Regions from separate parts of the Mus musculus genome. Here regions 2 and 3 are each linked to region 1. The links are chromatin loops, found by intact Hi-C in ENCODE. Cell type or tissue: left cerebral cortex. All regions are shown on one strand. Each heading gives the region's core, and the rest is flanking DNA. Links, peaks and the distances in the headings are about the cores only.

Region 1 (5,250 bases), core at 575-4,574:
ACAAATACATTCTATTGTCAATCAGCTATTTCTTAACTCACTGGCACCTGGTTTTCATATCTACCACTACTGAAACTGAACTTTTTTTTTTTTTAAAGATTTATTTATTTATCATATGTAAGTACACTGTAGCTGTCTTCAGACACTCCAGAAGAGGGCGTCAGATCTTGTTACAGATGGTTGTGAGCCACCATGTGGTTGCTGGGATTTGAACTTCAGACCTTCGGAAGAGCAGTCGGGTGCTCTTACCCACTGAGCCATCACACCAGCCCGAAACTGAACTTTTAACCATCCAAGGTTCAAAACTGCACAGGTCATCAAATCTAATTATGAAGGGCATGGTGTAGTTAGCTCCCAGCGTGTATTCTCCACTTACTCATTGTAGGAGAACCTTGAATGTGGTGGTTTGAATGAGAATGGTCTACATAATTCAAATTTTTGAATGCTTGATTCCCTATTGGTGAATTGCTTGAAGTATTAGGAGGTGTGTCCTTGGTGGAGGAGGTGTGTCCTTTCTGGGGGAGGTGTGTCCTTGCTGGAGGGGGTGTGTCCTTGCTAGGGGAGGTGTGTCCTTGCTGGAGGAGGTGTGTCCTTGCTGGGGGAGGTGTGTCCTTGCTGGGGGAGGTGTGTCCTTGATGGGGGAGGTGTTCCACTGGGAATGGGCTCTGTGTGAGGTTTCAAAAGCCCATATCAGGTCCAGCGGCTCACTCTCTCTGCCTGCCTGTGGATAAGAATGCAAAACTCTCAGCCACTTCTCCAGTGCCTGCTTGCGTGCAACCATGCTCCCCAACACGATAATAAATGACAAACTCTTTGAAACCACTAGCAAGCTCCTAAATAAATGCCTTTTTTTGTAAGAGTTGCCTTGGTCACAGTGTGTCTTCCTGGCAATGCAATAGTGACTTAGACCCTGAGTCTGGGAAGGGGAGTCAGTGGGCAAGCTGCTTGCTAGGTGTCTTAGTCAGGGTTTCTATTCCTGCACAAACATCATGACCAAGAAGCAAGTTGGGGAGGAAAGGGTTTATTCAGCTTACATTTCCATACTGCTGTTTATCACCAAGGAAGTCAGGACTGGAACTCAAGCAGGTCAGAAAGCTGGAGCTGATGCAGAGGCCATGGAGGGATGTTCCTTACTGGCTTGCTTCCCCTGGCTTGCTCAGCCTGCTCTCTTGTAGAATCCAAGACTACCAGCCCAGAGATGGTCCCACCCACAAGGGGCCTTTCCCCCTTGATCACTAATTGAGAAAATGCCTTACAGTTGGATCTCATGGAGGCATTTCCTCAACTGAAGCTCCTTTTTCTGTGATAACTCCAGCTGTGTCAAGTTGACACAAAACTAGCCAGTACACTAGGCAAAAGTGAGGTACTGTGTTTGGATCTCCAGAACTCGTAGAAAATCAAGTCATGCTGTTGGCACCTGTAACTCCAGAACTGGCTGGGAGACAGTTGGATTCTATGGGCTCCAGCTAATCAATTTATCAAAAAACAAACAAACAAACAAACAAACAAAACAAAGAACCCAAATGAAACAAAACCAAGTCAAAAACAAAAAACAAAAACACCACCACCACTAACAACAACAACAACAAAAAAACCCAAGGTGGGCAGCTATAGTTGAAGACATCCAAAATTGACCTCTGGTCTCTACATGTACAGACTTGGACAACTCCCCTCCCCACCACACACACACATTGTCACATATGAACACACATACATACAAGATAATCCTGGACAAGCTGTCTAGTTGAAAGGTGTATTTCTCATGATCTCTTGCTACCAAGAAAAGCATTTTCCTCAATGGACGTCAATGGAGAACTTGCTACCATGTCTCCCAGCCATGAAAATCTCTCCCAAATAAACTGCTTCTTCTATAAGTTTCACTGGTCATAGTGTTTTCTCATGCAATAAGGAAAGTACACTGCCCAACCCCTGTGTCCCAGGAGCTCAGATGATAAAGCATTTTATAAACACCAGGAAAAGACTAAGATAGGTGGGCACAATTACTGCCTATCAACTTCACAGCCTGGACACAGTGTTCCTGTCAGACTGCAAATAGCACATTTGTGAATGTTGCCCATTTCCCGTGTATTCTGACACAGATTCTAAGGAGGTTGCCCGCTCCCTTCCCAGACTGAATAATTGCTAAAATAATGCAAACTGCAAGCTTAAAATGTTTACTAGCCTAGCCTGCATGAGGCCCTAGATTCAATTCTCAGCAGTGTGCTGTGTATTGTCTAGTAGCTCCCATCTCTTTCTACATTCCATTTGCATTATTTATGTGGGCTCTTGATTTCATTTTCCACTTTTAGAGCAAAAAAAACAAAAAAACAAAAATCATTCTTCTTCATTTAAGTAGGAGACACTCTTATCATGAAGAGTTAATTTTGTTAACTCAAGTATTTCAACTCACCTACTGAGTTCTCATGTTAAAAAAAGGCTAATTAGCACATTTTAATATCTTAAAATTAGTGAATTAATAATTAGCATATGGATTTACATTAATTTTAATGAGGCAAGGCTCTATAAATACATAGCCGCGATCAATGAGTCCACTGAAAAATATAATAGCAATTAATGTATTTGTGGCTTACTACATGGTTGGAACCCTTCCTTGTTGGGTTTCTAGGGGGCTCTCTTATGCAGTTCCACCCCACGCCACAGGGGGCAGAGCAGCGCTTTCTGGCTCACCGTTATCCACGCCACTTCCGTCTCTTTTGGAACGGACCAAGTCAGTGCGGAAAGGGGGAGAGAGACTGCATAGTGCGAGTAGGCCTGGCCCATGATTGATGTCGTTGGGAATTATGCTCCCTTGTGATTCGTTACTTCAAAGCACACTGACGCAGACACAGTACCACGCGCAGTGACCCCCAGAAGACTCCTAAGCCGTGCCGGAGTGCGCCCGCCATCTCCTCCTCCCCGACCTGGCGGGCGAAGGTATGGTGCGCTCGGCCCTGCTAGACCGGAAGCCGGCGCGGGCTGTGCGCGCCTCTCGGCCAGGGAAGGTCCGCACCGCTGCGAGGGGTCACGGTCCGCGAGCTGCGCGCGTCCGGGCCCATGGGTCTCCATGGCGACGGCGGGAGCCCGGCAGCCGGAGCGGGGCCGTGGCGCTCCGGGGCCCTCCGCGGCAGCGTGGCCGTGTTCGCCTCCGTGGCTGCCGTGTTCACCCTCACGCTGCCCCGCTCGCTGCCTGGGGGAGACTCGGGTAAAGTACTCGCAGGCCGCCCTCCTCCCCGCCCCCCTGCCTCCGGGTGCCGCCGCCTCGGTGTCCCGGCCCCGCGTCCCCTCGCTGGAGCTCCGTGCACGGTTCTGAATTCCAGAACCAGTTCTCTTTCCGGTTCTGGATCTTGGTCTCTGTGTTCTCGAGCTGCTCAGCCGATGAAATTTAACCACTGTCCACTTTGCCCGGATCGTTGTTACCTGTATCACCTGTCGTGCCCTTACAGTGTCACAGACAAAAAAAGATTGACAGTAGTTAACAAATAGCATGGAGCGTTCTACTGTGTTTAGAGACGACACAACGGGTTATTAAATAAACTACATTTTAAGTAGTGGTGAGTTACGGAGGCACTAAGGGAGAATGTGGTTGGAGTGGTAATGAGTAGATTCCTCAGAAGGTCAGGAAAGGCTACCTTGGAGGTGTATTAGTTAGAACCTGAATATTAAGGAACCAGCCATGCAGAAAATTTAGAGGGGAACTCATAAAAGGGAATGCAACTGAAAGCACCCCTCTTCCTGTGAAAATGAAAGACAGGTTTCACACAGATTAAGCTAGGGCATACTTTTCACATATCTGAGTCTAGAAACAAGTCCCTGGTTTGGTTTGGTTTTTACAGCCAGATAAAGTGATCAATAATTTCTCATAATAATCAGCCGTGTTTTCAGAATGGTTCTGTAATGGAACAGTCAAACCGTTTCCTGAAGAGCCCATGAGCTGTTTATAATTTCACTACCTGACAAGTTCACCCGGATTTGGTGGCTGCAGGGGGGAGCATTTATCATCTGTCTGTGGATCAGTATCTCTAGGTGCAGTTTAGCCGGATTCACTAACACAAGACAAGGTGGGGGCCAGGGTTGCAACTTCTCAGGACCCTGTTTAGGGAGTATCTACTTCCAAACTTAAGTCTAGCCCTATATCCCATGTGGCTCTCTTCATAAAATAGCTGATTCCTGTCAAAAGCAAGAGAGCATTCTGTCACCTCTGTCATTTTTGAGACCTAATCCTGGAAGTGATATGCCACTGCCCTGTTTTATTGGAGAGAGTCGGTAAATCTAGACCAGTTCAAAGGGGAGAGGATTACACGGCAAGAAAGCCCTGAGATGGGGATTACCAGGACTGTCTTCAAGATTGCCTGCCACGGAGAGAAGCCTCCATCTCCATTTTCAGGTCATCTCTTCCCGGTTCCACTGAACACTTAGTGGGGGTGGTGTTTCATTAGCATAGCTGGGAATGGAGTTACCAATTTCCTAAGATTAATGTTAAAAAATGAAGGAGTTTTAGGGTAGCAAGGGATTTGATAAAGGAGAGTTTAGAGGTTACATAGCTCTGTACCCATTAAAAAGTATCAAACAATTTATTTGAGCCACAAATACAGGATAAGAAGAATAACATTGCATTTACTGTACAGCACTCATTGTTCCAAGTGCCTTTTATGGAGTTTTACCCTCCCAGCTGTCCTAGAAGGTAGGTAATATATCTTTGTAGATGAGAAAAGGCTAACCTACATGCAAAGTCACAGTGAGTGAGGGTCTTCTGAGAAGGACTTACAGATTGATGCTGGAACAGTCTTCTTAATGCGTATGCGAAAGAGTTTGGTGGCATTGTTAAATTATCCATCCATCACACATAGTGAAAATAAATTTGAAGTTGTTGCCTTTTTAAATTCTGTATTTCATGTGTTACCAAAAGAATAAAGTTGTGTGTTATCTGATTTACCAGACTTCTGATATGTTCTGCTTTGTTTACTGTATGCTAAGTAGCGCTTGCTTCTGATATTTCATGGTCATTTTCAGGAACCATCAGTGAGTTCTTTGCAACTATGTGCCAGTGTGGACATTTTGTTTAAGGTTACTTTCGACCATATTGTTTCTGTGATGTACTTGAATACTTATGAATATATATTCTGTCAATAAACAGAATACATCTCAAAACCAAATAAAATATGCATTTTTTTCTGATAAGTGTTAAGTTTTCCTCTATAGATATATATCACATTGTGGGGCACTGCCAAAATTATTTTTTGCACTAGTAGA
Region 2 (4,559 bases), core at 560-4,559, 620 kb after region 1:
GAGACAGGGTTTCTCTGTATAGCCCTGGCTGTCCTGGAACTCACTCTGTAGACCAAACTGGTCTACCCTTCCCCTTACAAGCTGGAGTTACCCTCCTGCTTGAAGTTTCTACTCTCATCTATTAACACCTAACTTGGGATACTATTAGTATGTGGGACTTTCCCTAATTACCCCAGGAGAAGGAGTCTGACCTTCCTCTGCACCATGTTATCAGTTAACTCATCTGTCTACCCCAACTATAATTTTTTACTTCAGGATCTTTTAACCAATGAATAGACTTTTCTGTGGCATGTCTGATGAGACATTCAATACTGTTAATTTTAGCAGTTTATCTTGAAGTTGATAAGTACTCAAAAATATTTACTGAATGAATAACTGGCCCTAGTTTTTAACAAAGAACTCTCCTATAAAATGTAACCTACCAAGAGAAATGTGAAGAATCAGTAAGAATGACAGGAGAGACAGTCAACAAAGGAGAAGGAAGTATCTTCGGTGGTACATAGAAAAAGAGCAATATAGGCAGCAACAGAAGAATTTACCACTCAAGCCATGTTTTAATATGCTGACTATCCAAACCACTGAGGAATCTCAGTTCAGATAGGCCATCCTGAGTTTATTACTTAAAAACACCACAGACAGATTCCTTCAGAAAGACCTGTCAACGAGGAATGAAATTAAGAAGGTATTCTGGGCAACTTCCAGGATATACATTATTGTAATAACTGAGTCACCTAGTAATAAATCATCCCGTCAACTGAGTAAAGATTTACAGTTTGATTTTATTGTCAGAAGTTGTCTGTTTAAAAAAGGATGAGTCACCAAACCAGTAATAAGATTTTATAAAAAGCAGAGTTAGCAATGAAATTTCATAAATTCAAAGCTCAACTTTGTTTCCACTTAATTTCTCTGATGTGGAAAATGGAAGTCCAATTCTATTTAGAAGTACATGAAAACCAGGATGCATAAAAACAAAATATCCTTGACTACATCCTGCCCTGTTTCCCTTGCTCTCCAGCTGTGACTTAGAATGGGAAGTAGGAGAGAAAGACACAGCCTGACTTAATCTGCAACCCATATTTGTAGCAGTAGCTGCAGGAAATGGCAGCAGACACTGGGGGCCTTTTTCCTTCTTCCCTTTCTATTAGAAAAAAAAAAAGGTAACTTTTCACTTGGAGAATGAAGGTTTATTCACAAGCAGAACCTAGTGCAGGGTTAGACTCACAGGAAAGGACAAACAGACTTAATTATGCATAACTGGCACTACTTCATTGTAACTATTATTATGTTTCTGATTTTGATGAAACAACAACTACAAATGACAGAGTTGGGATCACTCCAGTTATGAGACCTATCAATATGCCTGTGTGTTCTACGAATCTTCCGATTACTGTATCATCATTGGGTTTCTCTCCTACAGAACTGCTGTCACTAAGCTAAACAACTTTAACAACTCCACTAAATGACAAGACTTAGAGAACAAAATACAAATTTCTTCACCCCTTCCCCCCACCCCCACTTTCTTCATCCCTGAGAAAGAAAACACATTTTCGAATAAGTTACTGAAGACATCTTGGTATACGTCTAAAGAAGAAAATATAATTTTCCATCCAAGAGGAAATTGTGGATGTTAAAGAGAATTCACTATAACAGTAGGATAATATACTGTTTTTCTGTTAATAAGTAGCTCGTCATGAAAGTATTATTTAAAGATCCCAAAGCCTGTAAGATATAAAAATTGAAACAAGTAATTACAGAATTACCTAGTATCTTGACCAAGGATACACAGTAAATGAGCAGAATTTTATGACTGGTGAAGCAAATGTTATAATATCTCCAGACATTTACATCTGAGGAACAGCAATAAATTTTTCCTAGGTGTAATTATAACTTTTACTCAAATCACTTTCATTACAACTTACAATTTAGGCATGCTATTTCTCTAAACAAATGCAGTATCTATGCTAGGAATGACTGCAAGTCAACGTTCAGTAACAAAAAAAAGTAACTGAAAAGTTAGATTTTTTTTTTAATGGAAACAATGGCATTTAAAATTCACGCCACAGAACACGCTGATGCTCAATGGATACAATTTTCACCTATGGTGACATTCTTAACTGTGAACTGCAGTGTTCTCTACAACTTACACTTCTGCTGCTATGGAGTAATCACGCCCCAGCGGGGGAGAAGGTGTATTCCTCATTTTTCTTCATATGACTACTTCTATTTTTTTCCACACAAGAAGATACTGTTTCATTGTCTTGTAACCCCATTCCATTATCTCAAACCTCACCGCTTCTGACACTGACACGCCACAAAATCCAACTGTCAAGTTTAAATATTGAAACACTCAAGAAAATGCACCTGAACGCTCCCACAGCTTCTCACAGCCCAAGGATCCTTTAACTAGCAGTCGGAGGGTTCCACAGCAATTAAATGCAGTAAGATGTGTCGCTTCCCTTCCGTGCTGAGGCTAAGTAGGCCTTTATTGTCCTTAAAAGAATCCTCCCAGCCTTTTCGACTGTAAGGTAAGACGGCAGGCACCCCAGGGCCGCTTCTGAGCTTGTCGGAACCTCGGCACCGAGGAGCCCCCCAGAGTCTCCATTCAGATGCCCCCTGTAGCACCGTCGCGAGGATCCGCACAGCAAGACCCGGCTCGCCGGCCCTGGGCTCCGGAGTCAGCCCTGCCCACTGCCCGTCCGGTCTCCGGGACGTCTGGCCGCCCTGCCACCCGAGCCGGCCCAGCGTCCCGCCGCCACCCGCCCCTCCCCCGCCGCCGCCGCCGCCGCCCGCCGAGCCCCGGGACCCACCTCGAAGAGCTCGGCCGTCGTGGCCATGCCGGCCGGCTGAGAGGCTCGCCCCGCGCTCGAGGCCGTCTCCGCTTCACATGCTGCGCCTCAGCGGCGCCGCTCACCAGTCCCAGCTCGGCCTACCGCCTCCGGCCCGGGCTGCGCACCGCTGCTGGCTGCCCCGGTCCTCACACAGCGAAGGCAGAGAGGGAGAGCAGCCATGAAGCGGAGCCGCAGACGCCTGTCAGCTGCCTCCCGGCGCCGCCCGCGCCGCTCCCATTGTCACCGCCTCGCACGCCGGAAGTGGGGCTGCGCGCGCCCGGCCGACTTCGCGGGGCGGGCGAAAGGAGCGAGCGGCGAGCGGGCCGCGGAGGCGCTCGTTTGCGACAGGGTGACGCGTCTTGAGCCTCGCGGGCCGCCGTCCCGGAAGTGGGCGAGAAGAGTATTCCAGTCCCTTGAGATTCCGGGTGTAGGTTCTTAAGACCTTCTGAGGAGTGTTTTAATCTCTTGAAGGGACCGGGAGACTTGAGTCACCTCACCCGGAAGAGCGAGCATCTCCAGTGAGCTCTTGCGGCTCAGGGAGAACCCGGACGTTGCCTGGTACAGCCCATCTAGAAGGCGGGGTCTACTTTGGCTGGATGGCGACCTTAGTTTCTACATCGCTCTGATACTTGGGAGGCTTAACCATGGCCCTGCGGGCAGTGTGGCTCATACGTCACGAACCAGGAACTCCACTTGGAGGCACCGTCAGATTCTCCAGGTAATTGCAAGTCTGGATCCTCAGGCATGATGGGTCCAAGGATGAATCTAAGCAGGAGTTTTTGTGGTGCGCTGAGTCTCAGCTGTCCCAGGAGCAGCTAGCAGGGTGCCCTTGGGCAATTTAGGCTTTCTACGTTTATCTCACTTTGTTGTAAGGAATGAGTTGCTTGTTACATGATGCTACATGTTTTCTAGTATTACTGCTATTGTATCTTTATTTATTTATATATTTGAGACAGGATTCATGTATACCTGGCTGTCCTAGAACTTGATACGTAGACCAGGCTGGCCTTGAATTTACAGATACCTCCAGAGTGCTGGGATTACAGGTGTGGGCCACGACACCCGGCTATACTAATGTATCTTTAAAATTAATTCCATCTGTTTAAGTTTGGTACAAAAATGATTGCTTAAAGAACGTTATAGTTTGCAGCTTCTAGTGGGTGAGCAAAATAGAAGTGTGAAAAATTAAATTACAGTCACCTTTTTATCCAGGTGGCATAAGTGGTTTGGTCCCACCTTTAGAATTTGCCATATCTTACCAAGATAATTCTATGGAGAGGACTCTGCAGTTCTTTATATTAGATATTAACCCCGATATAAAGTATAGCTGGCTAAGTTCCCCCCAGTCTATAGGCTGTCTCGCCACTTTGCTTGTAGTTTTATTTGCTTTGCAGAACTGTTTTGATTTCAGGAGATCCCATCTGTCAGTTCTTGAAGTTGTTACCTGTCTCTTGGCATTATTTCTAAGAAGCCTCTGTGTTAATGAGTAGATGTGTGTTCTTGGAAAGCAGCAATGTATGGTAGAAAGGTGACCAATTTTAAATCTCTTCGAATGTAAACCAGAAAGCATTTGAATGGTGTAACTGAGGAACTCAGTTATTAGGTTTTTGTTGCTGTGGTTTTGAGACAGAGCCTCACTGTGTACCACTGGCTTACCCAGAATTCACTGTGTAGACCAAGCTAGCCACAAACTCATAGATACCCTCCTGCTTCTGGTTTCCAAATACTAGA
Region 3 (4,559 bases), core at 560-4,559, 210 kb after region 1:
AAAGACCCTTTCCTGTCCTTGCAAATGGACAAGTTAAAGCTGACACTAGGGACAGGGTGACAGGGGATTCCATCTGATTCAGGAACATTCTTTTCCTCTTGGAGCCAACATAGGTCAATTCAGTCAGACCTTATGGTTATGTTTGCTATGGGATTCTTTTTTTTTTTTTTAATTCAGCGTGTTTATTTGTTTTCTTCAAAATACTGTTTCAAGCTAAGAAGTGGAGGTGCTGGGGGAGGAGGTTAAGGACTAAAAGTCCTGGACCTCATGCTGTTTGACTTTCCCTCTAGGAGAAAAACAGATTTTGAAGTTACCCTTCCCTGAAGAGGGTCTGGCTGCCCGGGCACCCACAGTCGTCTTTGACTAAATGGATTGGACCTGGTAGGGCTCCTTTATTTGAATCTGTTTATTGTTTGTTTGCAATCAACAGCGTTGGTTTTTAAACGCGCTGCTGGCGGGAGGGGAAGTCTGACCGATTCTCTTTAGCATTTGGGAGGGACCTCCTTTGGTTGCAGGTCTGTGGCTGGTAGAGGGCCTTTCAAATGCATTACCTACTTCCTCCCCTCCAGCCACTTCCCGGGTACACAAGTTTCTTGCTTCCGTTGCCTTCCAAATGCTTCCATAGAAAAAAACCTTTCCAAATAATATACACATCTACATCTCTCTTTGAATGGAGTAATAAAACAATTTTTACAAACGCCAGTTCAAGTCACATGGCTATTATAAGTAGTTGGAAAGACGCTCCAAGCAGTTCCACACAATGTGTCTCAATACATGGGTGTAGTACAGTTTCACGTGTAATATGAAGTGTGTTTGAGACAAATCCTATAATCTGTGCAGTTGCACAACCAAGCCCTCCAAAATATCCGGGTAGCTTTCGTTAGGGGTCTTGCTTTCCCCATTGGAGGAGTAGACGGTCTTCGGTCTTTTATGCCCCACCAACCCAAGGGCTGCGGCAATGGAGTTTCTGGGAGAATGAGGTTTATCAGAGGAACCTGCGCTGGCAGGGTGGGCGAGGATTAGGAAAGAAAAGCAGAGGTGCTTAGAGCTCTGGACGCAGATTTAAGTATGCAGATGCTGCGATAAGAACGTACAAAGGAAGGGTAGCTATCCTTCCTGATGGTTTCAAATATAAAAATAAAAAAATAAAATAAAATCTAGGCCCAAGTCAAGGACCAATCGTTAAGCACTTTCCCATCCTGTTTTCTGTTTCTATTTGTATGGGATGCGGCGGTTACCTGCCTGGCTTCTTTGTGTATGTCTTTTGCATGATTAAAACACAACTCTGAAGGCTATAGGCACCACTTAACATTGACAGATGTGGTTTTGGGTTACAGCTTTGTCTATAACAATAGGGAGTTTCTCACCGGACGTGCGACGTCGGGTTCGAACTTGTATTGTGGCTTTAGCCTGGCTGGTGGCTTCTGATTAAAAGGAGACCTGCACTTGTGTGAGGCCTCCTTTTCACTGCAGGTAGCTAGAACCGGACGTTTTGGCAACCTGGCGATACCTAAGACTCCGAAAGGAGCCGCGCCTCCATCCCAGAACTTGCTTCTGACCCTCTGGGCTGCCGCTTCGAACCCCAACCCAAAACCAGCTCTTAGGGAAACGTTATACAGAGGCGTGTGAGTAAGGGGATGGACGAGGCTGAGTTTTCTCAATGAATTTTCTCAAGCTTCAGGGTCAGTACCCAGTTCCTAGCAAAGGGCGGAGCTCGGTGTATTCACTATGTAAGCACCTGGCTGTCCTTGAAAGTCCCCAAGGGCAAACCCAGCTGGGCGCCCCAGCCCGAGGCGCCCCAGGAACCAGCAGGCTGTGTGACCCGCTTCCTCCAGGCTTCCGGGAGCAGCTGTCCCCTCCCCAACCTCCTGCAGCGCACACCCCCCCAACCCCAACCTCCCAAATCCAGCAAAGCCAGTCAGTCGTCCCCGGTCTCCTCCAAGTCGGCTTTCTCAATTTGACTAGACTGACGCCGCTCTCCTGCCTCTGGTCGGTGCGAAGCAGGACGTTTATTTCCCAACTCGCTTTCCAAACCCAGAAATTGATTTAACACCTGAACTCCACTGGGTCTGAAATGTCCCAAGGACACACACACTCCAGCCTTTTCCGGTCGAGCTTGGTGGCTGCGGGCGTGACAATGACTCCTCGCGCTTTCCAAGTCTGGGCTTAAGGGGCCTCGAGACTAGGCCAGGGACTTTATCTCCGCCCGGCAGAGATGTGTGGACCAGGAGCTGGCGTCTGCAGCCTTCACCCAACCCCTCCGGATTTGCAGGCACGGCTAGGATGATTTTCTTAAGAAACTACATATTTAGGAAAGGTAGCCCAGAAGAGGGTCTCTGCAGCCTCCCTGGGGCCGCCTCAACCAACAATGGGTACCAGGTTGTTTCTCTAAGTCACGCCCGGCTTCGGCAGCTGTTCTTTCCGGATTTCCGAGTGGGGGGGGGCGTTCAGACACAGAAGAGGTGAGATCAGAAGGAACAAGGAGCAGAGGAGAGTGACCATTTTCTAAACGTGGAAGTCCTGAAAGTCGTAATTTTATTGGCTTGGTTTAATTTCTCTTCTTTGTCTATGACCAGAACACTCCAGAGGTGAAATCCAAAGAGCGAGGCATCAGAAAGCCAGTCCCTGTGCCCCATCTCTCCCTCCCCCTCCCCCGCCCCCGCGATTCTGTTGCTACCTTGCTTCTGGTTACGCAGCTCCCAGACTCATTTGGAGCCGAGTCATCTCAGTACGAAGTATCAAGCAGAATGGGACTTACTAACTTGATTAAACCAAGTCTTGACTAGGAGTGGCCATCAGAAATCTGGCTGTCTTTAAGCCAAAGCTAGCTTCCCACCCGCTCCCCTTTGCCTTTGATCGTGGGAAATCCTTTCTATTCTGCGCGTCCATTCAAAGCGATTAACTGTGTGGTCTCAGTTAAACGAAGTTGTGGTGCAAAAAATGACGGGGAAAAATGGTTTTAGTGACTTCCTCTAACTTCGTTTACAGACCCAAAAGAAACCAAGTCATTTGCTGAATAGTCCTAAGTTTGCCAGATATTCTTGCTTTTAAGATACTCTCCCTTTCCTTGCTAAAGTTTCCTGAAAATCAAAGGCAATGTAAGAAATTAGTTATTCGGGAGGTACTTTTACTATTGAACCAAACCAAACCAAACCAAAGACAACAACAACAACAACAACAACAAAAAAAAACAAAAACCCTTGCTCTAGGAATACCCCTGGGGCCCCAATGTCACTTCAGGGAAGAGTACAGATGAATCTATCTCCAAGTCCAGGATGATCTAGCCATCCAACTTGGTAGTTGTAGAGTTTTATTTAGCAGTAAAACAATTTTACTCATTAGGCCAAGATTAGATGGCATTCAAAAAGCACAGCCAGGGATGGAAAATGAAATGACCAGAAAACAAATGGTTTCAACTGCTAACCTTCATTTACAGGGTTACAATCAAAGAGCCGTTGAATTTTGGTCAAATTTAAGAACACAAGACGTTTAAGGTGAAATTAAGTAATTCTTACTGGAGGAGCACCACGGACCATTCTAGTAAACTCCTACAGCCAAAAAGGGACTCTCCCTCCTCCCCCCACCCCAGCACACACACACACACACACACACCCCACAAGGCACTGACGGTGGGTGGTGGGTGCCTTATGTTTGACTACTGAAATTATAGGTTTTTAAAGTTTTCTGAAACTCTTGTTCAGAAATCACTCTGCTTGGAGTCCATCCAGAGCCTGGTCACTCCCTCCTTTACCTCTGCCTTTTTTTTTTTTTAAGTAAAAAAAAAAGGAAAACAAATGCCCTTAGAGAACTGAAACAAGAAATACTTGACAATCTTATTTTCTGAAATATTCCAGTCTACCCCCATCCTCACGCCCCTCAAAAACCAAAACCAAAATCAAACATACACACACACACACACACACACACACACACACACACACACACACACACACACAAACCAAAACACTGATCCATCAAAAACCCATACTGACAAAGTGCCTAGCAATTCAATTCAAGTTTGTAGCAAAGGAGGGAAAGATTAGGCTGGCCAGGAGGAGCAACTTCCACTGTGAAGCAATCCTGAGGGAAGTCACAGAAGTTTATAAACCACTGCCATTCACATCTGGTTCATTCACAGATCAGCAAGAGAAAACGTTAAAACAAACAAACAAACAAACAAAAACGGAAGGCATGGAATAACTGATTTCTTCTCTGCCGTACAATAAACATGGTGGGAATAACTGCGTAGCTGAGCACGGGGCTTTTCCTTCATAAGCAATGGTAGAAAATTAAACTAGACCCAAGGTTGTGCTAGAACCATTTTAATATAATTATACATATCTGCCAAATCCAGGAAGGGTTTATGCATATATAACTTCCAGTTAACATCTGCAAGCATAATGACAATGATCTCAGCTTAAAAGTCATCAGGGTCAGAGCAATTGACCAATGTCTTTTTTTTTTTTTTTTTAAACTGCCAGGCTTACCAACATTAAATTACGGGTGAATTAGGGTCCTTTTGCTTCTTCTCGATCCTTGTCCAGAGACAGCAGGGCAGC

The links. Hi-C counts contacts between places; a loop is a spot of excess contacts. Peaks named below come from ENCODE experiments on the same cell type or tissue, not always from the same donor. Only the 100,000 strongest peaks of a DNase experiment are listed, where the experiment ranks them.
Region 2: a loop joins it to region 1, with 3 times the contacts of the local background. A loop is called at or near these places in 6 of 42 quality-filtered maps.
Region 3: a loop joins it to region 1, with 2.5 times the contacts of the local background. A loop is called at or near these places in 2 of 42 quality-filtered maps.

Annotation. Positions count from the first base shown.
Region 1 is chr14:48,443,402-48,448,651 of GRCm38, forward strand. Tmem260 (transmembrane protein 260) reads left to right here and starts at 2,951. Exons shown (of 16, transcript NM_172600.4): 1 at 2,951-3,202. The coding sequence starts at 3,055. In left cerebral cortex, for the core only: a CTCF peak has its summit at 2,654; DNase peaks (open chromatin) are centred at 2,739 and 2,931; H3K4me3 peaks cover 1,713 bases; H3K27ac peaks cover 1,229 bases.
Region 2 is chr14:49,063,319-49,067,877 of GRCm38, forward strand. It overlaps Exoc5 (exocyst complex component 5), which reads right to left and starts at 3,349. Exons shown (of 18, transcript NM_207214.3): 1 at 2,808-3,349. The coding sequence starts at 2,834. It overlaps Ap5m1 (adaptor-related protein complex 5, mu 1 subunit), which reads left to right and starts at 3,231. Exons shown (of 8, transcript NM_144535.5): 1 at 3,231-3,546. The coding sequence starts at 3,473. In left cerebral cortex, for the core only: no CTCF peak of the experiment used is centred there; DNase peaks (open chromatin) are centred at 2,222, 2,539 and 3,157; H3K4me3 peaks cover 2,544 bases; H3K27ac peaks cover 1,852 bases.
Region 3 is chr14:48,653,371-48,657,929 of GRCm38, forward strand. It overlaps Otx2 (orthodenticle homeobox 2), which reads right to left. Exons shown (of 5, transcript NM_001286482.1): 5 at 4,307-4,559. Among named protein-coding and RNA genes, the nearest start is that of Otx2, 12 kb to the right of the region's middle. In left cerebral cortex, for the core only: no CTCF peak of the experiment used is centred there; a DNase peak (open chromatin) is centred at 2,870.